Regions from separate parts of the Mus musculus genome. Here region 2 is linked to region 1. The links are chromatin loops, found by intact Hi-C in ENCODE. Cell type or tissue: heart. All regions are shown on one strand. Each heading gives the region's core, and the rest is flanking DNA. Links, peaks and the distances in the headings are about the cores only.

Region 1 (5,381 bases), core at 69-5,068:
CACTTTTAATCCCAGCGTTTGGGAGGCAGAGGCAGGCGGTTTTCTGAGTTTGAGGCCAGCCTGGTTTGTTTATTTATTTATTTATTTGTTTGTTTGTTTTTCGAGACAGGGTTTCTCTGTATAGCCCTGGCTGTCCTGGAACTCACTCTGTAGACCAGGGTGGCCTTGAACTCAGAAATCTGCCTGCCTCTGCCTCTCAAGTGCTGGGATTAAAGGCGTGTGCCACCACCACCTGGCACAAATAATTTTTTAGTTAACATACAAAATAATGGGCTTCATTGTGATTTTTCCATACTCCCAAAATACCATGGTCCTTGGCTTATATCTATCCTTTCCTGTTTGTTCTCTATTTTGTGTTTTCTCTTCTCTCTTGGGTTACTTGCATGATTTCCACCTAGCTTTATCTGTGTTTATGAATTTATCTCCTTATGGCTTTTAGTGTATGTTCTAGGTCTTATACATATCTATATCATTAATGTCTATATCATATATTTATAATTTATCTATTTATATCTATCTCTATATATCTCTATCTATATCATTTATCTAATTTATATCATCTCTATATCATGCATCTGTATTTACCTATTTCTGTCTCTATTTATATCATTCATCTAATCTATATCATGTATACGTATATCTGTATCTATATCTATATATCTCTTACCACATCATATGGTGTCATTGTTTGCCAGTTTGAATGATGTATAGAAAGCTTTTCCCCATTTATAGTGATGTATAGAGGGCTTCCTGTGTTTATAGCGTAATTATTAAATAATTCCTTTACACACATTGGAAATGGCATCAGGCAGTGTTATCAACTTTTCCTTGATTGTGGAGGGCTTTTGGGGCTGCTTCTAGGAATTTGGCAGGACTTTGACATTGGGCTGGGACACGAAAGTCCACTCAAGGTGACTACAGCTAAGGAATCCTTTGTATCTTGATGGGTCTTGTTAGAGCCCTGAATACAGTAACCTTGGGACCTTTGTTTATGCCTTGTTTGTTCCCTGACTACTTTGTTTATGCCTCAGGACTGGCCATTTTCTTTGTATGTACCTAGAATGATATAGAAGCAGACTAGAAAAAAAAATAACCCCCCTTCAGCCTCAGCCCTGGCTGGAGTCCTGCTATAGTGTTGTCTAGTTGTCTTTTTCTTTTCAACCCTCCCTCCCTCCCTTGAGACCCTGTTGGCTGACTGAGCTGGCTTGATCACTTCAACTATTAAACACATTTTAGGAATTCAAGCAGAGAAGGCGCCTCCACTCCACCCACTCTCAGTTTTGCTCCCCCCGCCCCCATACCAATTTTCTTGCTTCATAATCTTCCAAGGTTTTCTGTCTTCCTCTCCCATAAAGAAGTTTGGCCATTCTTTTTTTTTAGACAGGGTTTCTCTGTGTAGCCCTGGCTGTCCTGGAACTCACTTTGTAGACCAGGCTGGCCTTGAACTCAGAAATCCGCCTGCCTCTGCCTCCCGAGTGCTGGGATTAAAGGCGTGCGCTACCATGGCCAGCTTAAGTTTGGCCATTCTTATAGGGATGTCTTGCTGGAGAAAGCTTCTCTTCATCTTCCTTCATCTGACACTCTTATGATTTCATCTTAATTCAGGAAGGACTGTTTTTGTTGGATACTGGCCTTTCTGACTTGTCTGACATTTGTAAATTTGGTTGTGAAGCAGAACTCACAAAGTTCCTGCTTTAGAGATGAATATTGACAGGTGACACATTTTGAAAACGTGGGATTTATGAGGACAGTAGAGCAGGATTGTTAATAAGCCCGCAACACCAAGGTCCAGAAAGCCACCCACCCAAGGTCACGGTGGACATCAAGGACAGAACTCACTTTCCAGACTGCTCAGTCAGCAACAGTGTGTCCTGGCAGGCACGGCAGCTGCTCACCACCACTGTGTTTCATGGCTATGGAACCCAGAATGATAGTCAAGGGCACCCTAAGGACCCGAGGACTCATGGTGAGGGAAGGGGCACCATCCATCGTGTCTTACAGCGCAGAAAGTTCTTTCGTGCTGCCATTTGTCAGTTACAGAACCTTGGATTCAGAAGATGTTAAATACTTGTTGATTTGAACAAAGCACTATGGCTTGCTTATATATTTGTGCTTTGTGCTTGTGAAAAGACAAGGATTTTTCTTTGTGAAAAGGAGATTTTTTTTTCCAGTCGCCATCTCAAAGTGGCTGAGTTCGCAGGAGACAGACCACACGGGAGAAAGAATCTATCTGTACCTGTCTGGAGCCTTTCATAAACACAGGACAAGGAAGGAAACGGTGCCGTTCAATTGTGGCCACCAGGTGGCGCTACACACACGCTGTCGAGTCCAATTTTCTAGTCCTTGAGGATTTTTTTATTTACCAAAAGCAGGTGTGTGTGTGTGTTTGTGTGTGTGTGTTTGTGTGTGTGTGTGTGTGTGTGTGTGTGTGTGTGTGTGTTTAAAAACTCCACAGGTCCTGAACGTCTGTGCAGAATAGTAGAGATGAATGTAAGTGGGAAACTCCCAAAGAACTTTAGCTATCTAGTTGTGTAGCAGATAATCCTCTAATAAGTGGAGAGAATCAGGAGTCTGGCACAAGAAAGCGCTGGCATTCTAGGCTCACACTCCTCCAGGACTTGGGCTCCAGGGTTGGCAGGTCACTTGTGTGGACCCTGTTTCTACTTTACATCTTTGGGAGAATGGCGATTTCCACTTTTACTTAGGAAGCCTTTTCCTTCTAAACTTGTTTCATTTATTGAATTTTTTTTCCCCTTCCAGGACAGCCTGGAGGTTTCGAAGGAGGGATTAGACAAGGCCATGTCCGGTAGTTCCTTTTGGGGAGAGCTCTGGAACACCTAGTCTTATCCATCCCTCTGAAGGAAACTTGTGTAGGCACATCCGTGCTTCTCCGCATCCTGAATCTCCTGGTCTATTTAGCAAATTTGCTCTGAGGAGGAGAAAACCCAAACCCCACGCTTCCATCCCCAGAGCCCTTTCTTGGTACCACAAGAAACAAGTGAGTGTTGGCTCTCTGCCACTTTGATTGTAAGCCAGGGACCACTGCACCCGGATGCCCAGCAGTGATGACTGCTGAGGTTGCCAGCCCTGGGTACGCATTAGTGGCTGGGCCCGACTCCCGAAGTTTCTGCTGCGGATGCCGCTGGCCTGGAGACCAAACTTTGATGATCGCAGGGCAGAGAGCTGGTGGGGGAGAATCTGCAGCCAGAAAGAGCTGATGGTAGCGGCTTCGCTGAGCTTTTTCTCCGGGGGGGGGGGGTTGTTGTTCATTCAAGGATCGCAAATCACTGCGGAGTGCCTGTCCTCCGAGAGTACTGTACAGCGTTCTTTCTAGACCAGTGCCTCCGGACTTAGCATTGCAGTGGGATGAATACGAGCTGACTCTGGCTTCCCGGAGAGCCTGGTTTAATGGTTTCAGAGTGTAGTCTGGGCATTGGTAGCCTTAGAAGCTCCCTTAGTGGGTACACCTGAAATTCCGGTCCTCGGGAGCTGGAGGCAGCAGGATGGTAAATATAAGCCTGGTCTGGACGATATAGGGAAAGACCGTGTCACAAGCAAACAAGGCCGTTAGGTGAGCCTGGGCTGAAAATTACAGTTCTAACTCGTACTGTCCGTGCACTCTTCCATTTGTTGTTTGCTTATTGCCTATTGTCTTGAACTTTAAACTATTGACCCTCCCACCTGCATCTTCTGAGTGCACATGGCTCACAGGTGTGCACCGCCGTGTCCAGTTTATGCCGTGTTGGGGATGAAGCCCAAGGGTTTGTGGGTGCCTGTCAAACATCCCACCAACTCCAGCCCCAGCCCCCTTTCTCACATTTATTATATCTGAAATCTCACTGGGAACCCAGGTTTAACTTTCAAGATCTAGTTCAAATATTCCCTCCTGAGAGACTTGCCTCCCTCCCACTCCTCGCCATTAATTGCTGCCTTTTCTGTCTCTAGAAGTATTTTGGACACACTTGACTTATCACCTCTTTTTCACTGGATTGCAGTTATTGACATCCATACCTTCGCTTAGCAGTCAATGGTCCACCTCTCAGGGGTTTTAGTAATTTGTGACAGGATAAATCCGGTATGGGGGGCATGCAGTTAAGCATGCGTGGGACTCTGGCTAAGGCTGTTTATTCACCGTAGTTCTGCACAGCAGTTTGAGTGGGTACCCAGTGTACCAGACTCCAGCGGGTACTGGAGAACACAAGGGAGAATTTATCCTGGAGGTGGGTTCTTGTTCAAAACCACCCTGGGAGCCACTCTCAGAGAGACAGGCTTGGCTGCAAGAGCCCAGGCACCCACTACAGTCAGGATTATGTACACACCGTTGCTTGTCTTTCAAGAACCAGTTTTTGTCTCTCGCTCCAGCCATATCCATGCTTGGATTGTCGTTGGTTGCCTGCACACACATCGCCATTGCTGAGTCACATCTTGCTCTTCCCCCACAGTGCCCTCCTCGCTCTTGCTTGGCTGGCTAAAAGCCATGGCCTATGTAGTAGCTTCCTGGGCCTCCAAGGCTGAGCGCCGTCTCTTCATATTCTTTTAACAATTTACGCGTACAGTGTAACTCTCTCCAAAAGTTTATGTGTTGAAACCCCACAGATTTATGCTGATGGGGTTTTGAGGTAAGTCCTCAGTGCTAATTAGGAGTAGGTGACATCCTAGGGGACTGGAACCCTGACAGTGGGATTAGTGACTTTGTAGGAAGAGATGGTGTCTATGTTTACCACATGGCAGTCTTTATGGTGTCGCAGGGCAGTAGGTATGCATTACGCACATTCAGCATCCGATACGGTATTTGATATTACGAAGCATCCTTACTTACTAGACGGTGTCACTCTCTTTGACTACCCAGTCTGTGTGGCCATGCACCAAATCAACTTCTATCTCTTATAAATTACCGGATCTCAGGTATTTTGTTATAGAAATCAAAAACAGGTTGAGACAGAATCTATCAGAAGGTATAAATACCTTATCCTTATTTTATGTAAGCCTTGCACACATTTGATGCTTCATAAGTGTTGAGCTGAGATGTTTACACACTCATTCTCATTTTCCCTAACATTCACATACAAGACACATGCCCACAGTTCACATCTCTGGTGTCACACTTACCTCTCTCTTGACACATGCTGATTCGTCACCCATATGGTTATGGCTTAAGACTGGTGGGACGCATTTTCCTGGGGGTAGTCAGAACCTGAATGGGAGGGAGACAGAGTTAGAGACACTCCCACCTACCACCTGGGTGCTAATGTGGCTAGGTCTAAGTAGAGGGGTGTGGACCTACTATAGTCTAGGCCAGTGGTAGGTGCTTTTAAAATTATGCCTTGGCTTCTCACAGCATTCTTGTCATTAGATGTTGTATCCTTATGCTGTGATTGGCT
Region 2 (5,381 bases), core at 115-5,114, 140 kb after region 1:
AGAAGGTGAGCGGGAGGCTGGAGTACCTGGTCTATCCTCCACTGCCCCAGGGCCTCTGAGCCCCCCCCCTTTATTGAAAATAGATTTTTTTCCCCTCACATACTATATTCTGATTACATTTTCACCTCCCTTCACTCATCTGATTCTCCCCACCTCCCCTCCCTTCCGGATCCACTCCCTTTCAGTCTCTCAGAAAACAGGCTTCTAAGGGAAAATAATAAAATAAGATAAAACAAAACCTAACACACCAGAATTAAGACCAACCAAACCAAACAAACAAAAGGGAAGAGCCCAAGAGAAGGCACAGAGTTCAGGGACCCATCCATTCACACACTCAAGAGTCCCCATGAAAACACTAAACTGGAAGCCATAACACACTCGCAGAGGCAGACCTGTTCAGGCCTTGTGCTTGATGCTTCCGTCTCTGAGTTCCTATGTGCACTGATGCTCTTGATTTAGAAGGCCTTGTTCCCTTGGTGTCTTCCATCCCCTATGGCTCTAAGACTCTCTGTGCCTTCTTCTCCACAGGGTTCCACAAGCCCTCAGGGGAGGGGTCTGACAGAGACATCCTCCTTAGAGCGTGTGTCCCGAGGTCTCTCATTCTTTGCACAATGCCTGTCTGTCTGTCTGTGGGTTTTTGTATCTGTCCCCATCTGCTGCAGGAGACAACTTCTTTGATGATGGCTGAGCAAGGAACTGATCTATGAGCATAGCAGAATGTCATTAGAAGTCATTTTATTTACTGTTAAATATATATATGAAGTGTGTTAGTGGGGAGCTTGGAGTGAGGGGACCCTGAAGTGGGAAGGAATTCTAAGTCTTATTGGGTGTAGTTAAGTCAACTGAATAATGGCATCCTGAAAGAAGCTCAAGTTTGACAAGATTGAAATACTGCAACACAAGTTATCAGGTGCTCACAAGAAAGAAAAGAACCCAGCCACCGTATGTCAAGGGCTTTGACTAAATTAGCAAATGAGCTAAGAATGAGCTATGAAGCTGGATGTAGTGGTTCAAGCCCATCATCTCAGCACTCAGGAGGCTGACATAGGATTAGGGTCAGCCTGGGCTACTGGATTTTAAAAAACAGACAAATTGTGGGTTATAAGATGAATGTCAGAGAACTAATGAATCTTTCCTTGGAAGATATTTAGATTAAGGTCACGAAAGGGACAAATATAAAATCCACTTAAGAGAAAATCAAAATGACCAAAAAAAAAAAAAAAGACTTGTCTGAGCCCAGTGTGATGGTATCCACCTGTAATCCCAGTTCAGGAGGTTGAGGCAGGAGGATCAAAGCACTGGTCAATCTTGTGTCTTTCACATAGAGAAATGTCTCGCACATTGTAAATACATGATCATTTTTGAATAAATAAACAAATGTGACTACAAATTCAAATGTGCAAAGAAGCGACGTTACTGAGCTGTTTTCTTTATTCTAACGGTGCCATCGCGGCTGTGCCGTACTGTTCAGTGAGCATGGCCTGCAGCCCTGAACTGTCTACTGGCTGACATAGTTTGTTATTGTCCTTTTCACGTGACTCAGACATGCCTCGTCACCTAAAGTGTGCATTTCCTCCCCAGCAAGAACTATACTTCCTGTATCCTCAGCCTAAATTATGTCTGAGGTCCTCAGAATACTGACTGTTCATGGGGGGCACCCCACTTTTTATGTACAAGGCCAATTGGCAAATATCTAAGACGTTTGGCCAGAGGCGCTCTGAAGTGACTCAACTGTATTCATGCCTGGGTCATGGTTTGAAAGCAGACATAGACGATAATTTAATACAAATGTGGCTGGCTTTCCCCCATAAACTCATTTACAGAATCAGGTGGTGGCTACACTTTGGCCAAGGCTTCCAATCCTTGTTGAGACGTCTCTGGGTAGAAGTATTTGGGGTGGGATGGGGACACAGGCTTGAGGCTGCATTACCGATGTAGGTGACTCTCAGTTCCATTCCCTGTAAAAGTCGCTTCTACTGAACTCACTCAGTCCTAAGAAAGGACTCCAACACAAACAGCCTGATGTTTATCCAGAGGACAATTTCCAAGACCTCTTTCTAATTTGCAAAGTAAAATTAAAACATGTTATATTTAAATAGACTTAACTTGTATTTAATCTGTATTTAAGCTGCTAATCATTAACTGAATTTTCCTATTAAATTAGTTTTCCCATATGGTTAAGACCAAGGGTAAATTGTTAGAGTTTATGTGATCTTTTATTTGCATGATTCATTAGTTTTTTTTCAGAGATGGGAAAAGAAGAGTTTATGAAAAATAATTTTTTAGTTGACTCGGAGAGACAAGCTCTTGGCCTTGTATCTCTACTAGGAACAGACAAGAACATGCGTGTCTTTATAGCTTCTTACGTCTGTGCCTGAATTTTCTCCACCTGGGCTTGTGTTTTGCTCTACACTGGTAAGCTTTTTCTTTACTCCCCAGATTCTGAGCATTATTTTTTATTTATTTATTTATTTATTTATTTATTTATTTATTTATTTATTTATTTATTTACTTACTTATTAAAAATGTTCATTTTAGGCTTGGAGAGATGGCTCAATGGTTAAGAGGACTGGCTGTTCCTCCAGAGGACCTGGGTTCAATTCCCAGCACCCACATGGCAGCTCACAACTGTCTGCAACTCCAGTTCCAGGGCATCTGATACACTCACACGGATGTACATGCAGGCAAAATACCAATGTACATAAAATAGAAGTAAATACATTATTAAAAAATATTTATGTTGAAGCAAGGTTTCATTCTGTAAAACAGGCTGGCCTTGGACCCACAGAGATGTGCCTGCTTCTGCCTCCCAAGTGCTGGGATTAAAGGCAGACTCCCCACACCCCATTCCTTAAGCATTCTTTTAAGCCCATCTGAAAGGCAGCCCTGACCTCCTGTGGTACTTAGTGGCAGTCCTAAGAGAGCTGTACACCATGCGCTTTGCTTTTATAGTTAACCTCAGCTCTTTCATGCCAAAGATTTGAGTCTTACGTTTTCGTGAACTCCCACCCTGCAAGAATACAGTGCAGACTCCTCTTAGGTGTCTGAACACCTAAATCCTCCTATACCCAAGCCAACCCCCCGTGAATGGCAAGGATCTGGGCTTGTGTTTTGCTCTACACTGGTAAGCAGTGTTTCTGTCCACACCCTCCAGCGGAGTTACTCATCAGTGTGACATTTGGTGGCACTTTCATTTCTTCCTGTGCTCAATTAAAGGGCTTCAAGGAACTACGTTTTCGCATCTAACAGCCTCTTTGCAGAGATTTAAAAGCATCTACGGCTGCTCACTAGACAGAACCTTACAGTGTAAACAGCAGTGACTCACAGAATTTGACCTTCAACAAACAGAATCACTTTTACTAAGATCTTAGGAGCCCAGAAAGACAGAGGGTTGGGGGAGGGAAGAGTAGAGGGTCCTCCAAAGGGGCCAAAGGAGTGTGGGGCTATGAATCACCTCCGCAGAGGGCTGTAGAATCAAGACTCACTGTTAGATTGTGGACTTGCAGAGCAGGAAGGGACCTGAACGACCACCCAACCTGACCATGACCCCAGCATTTCACCTCTGTAAAAAAGCAATGCTTGACAGTTAAATGGGCTCATCTGGAATTTGAGTGCATTAGGTAATGTATATATTTAGGGATTTTACAACATTTACAAAGATCATAAGAACATTAATATATATTTGTATGGGACTCAATCATCCCGTAGGAATGAATGCATTGTCCCCAGAAGATCTGACCCGGGTATAATCATCTAGAACACTCTGCCTTCTTAGAGGCAAGGAAAAGCACACACTAGCTCTCTCTAAGTGTTCTCAAGGCACCTGTGGAGACCGAGTCGTCACTGGACTGGCTGAACATTCCACCAGGCTTCCTGTATCTGTATGGCACCGGGTTACATAAAGACTCTTTCACACAAGTATAAAATGTGCTTGAGCAGTCGGCCATACCACGCGCCTCCCTTTTCTTTCCCTCCCCCTTCCTGCTCATTTCCTTTGTTACCCTACAGTTTCTTACATTTTTCATACCTGTACCTGTATGAGCTTGAGCATCTCCATAAAATCTAAGACCCACCAATGAGAGATAAATGTGCTAATTTGCCTTTGTGGGACCGACTAAAATTGCTCAATATGATATTTACCTCCAGTTGCATCTGAAGTGTTGAGCCTCCTCCATCTACTGCTGTTTTTGGGGTATATGGTTTTAAAAGTAGTGGTAGAATCGATGAAACAGATGTGCAACTTACAAGGGGAAGATAGTGCTGTATGTCTACATAATTCCTTCAGTCCTCCTCCCTCCTCTCCTCCTCCCTTTCCTTCTCCCTCTTCCTTCTCTCATGCAGGTTTTCTTTCTGGACCTATATGCTTATCTTAAGATTCTCAAGAAGTCTGCGGTGAAATGACAGTGGACATGGACGACCTTGACAAGGAAGGAAGGAAGCAAGCTATACCCTCAAGAGAAGCACTGCAGACAACAGCCGAGTGACACCAAACCCTCCTCTGACCTTGGGGAAAGCCTTGGTGTCTTCAGGGCTGGATCTCTCTTGTGGTTCCCCCTGTACAAATGACCCATGCACATTACAGGGATCCAACCTCAGAGGGCTGTCCTGAGAATTATAGGCAAGCAATAGGATCTGAAAACACTGCGTAGAGGAAGGACCCAGACGGTATGCAGCTAAGGACAATTCCATTGCTTAGAAGTTCCCACCCCATCCCGTTTCCTCTAGCTGTCTGAGGAAATCCAGATTTTTCTGTAAGGTTTTTTTTCCTTCTTTGCCCCCCTGACCACTCATCCCGAGGTTTCTTCATTATTAAAGCTAATCTTGTGTATAAGCAGAACAATGGTATGAACCACCATGCATCCACTCACCCACATAATCACCCAATACCTCATGGCTAACCCCATATTACTGCATAGCCCATTCCTCTGTCACGAAATTTTTGACATGTTTTGAATGGAATCTGAAGCACACTCCTGGTTGCACAGCCTTTGAAAACATGCAAGCCGCAGACAGTTGCTGTTTTGCTGTTGTTGTTATGGTTCTGACCATCAAACCTTAGGGCTTTATGCACTCTAGGCAAGCACTCTACCACCGAGCTGCGCTTTTAGTGCCCATTTTCTTTTGATCTGGGTGCATGTGTGTGTGGGTGCATGTGTGTGTACGGATATGCTCGAGCATGTGTATACACGCAGAGGACAAAGGACAGCTTTGGGCGTCACTGCACTGGTGCCATCTACTTTGTCTTCTGAGATAGGGTCAGTCTGGAACTGGTCGCAGGGAAGTGCATCTCTGCCCTTAGCACTGGGATCACAGGTGTATGCCATGACCCCTGGGGCCTGGGGCCTAAACAGAGCGCGTTAAGACTGCACTATCTCCCCCAC

Evidence for each region. Peaks named below come from ENCODE experiments on the same cell type or tissue, not always from the same donor. Only the 100,000 strongest peaks of a DNase experiment are listed, where the experiment ranks them.
Region 2: a loop joins it to region 1, with 2.3 times the contacts of the local background. A loop is called at or near these places in 10 of 42 quality-filtered maps.

What each region holds. Positions count from the first base shown.
Region 1 is chr6:134,386,597-134,391,977 of GRCm38, reverse strand. The region is part of intron 3 of 4933406J09Rik (RIKEN cDNA 4933406J09 gene); the gene reads left to right. Among named protein-coding and RNA genes, the nearest start is that of Bcl2l14, 7.0 kb to the left of the region's middle. In heart, for the core only: a CTCF peak has its summit at 2,278 (motif pointing right); no DNase peak of the experiment used is centred there.
Region 2 is chr6:134,250,049-134,255,429 of GRCm38, reverse strand. The region is part of intron 5 of Etv6 (ets variant 6); the gene reads right to left. Among named protein-coding and RNA genes, the nearest start is that of Gm17089, 3.9 kb to the right of the region's middle. In heart, for the core only: no CTCF peak of the experiment used is centred there; no DNase peak of the experiment used is centred there; H3K27ac peaks cover 273 bases.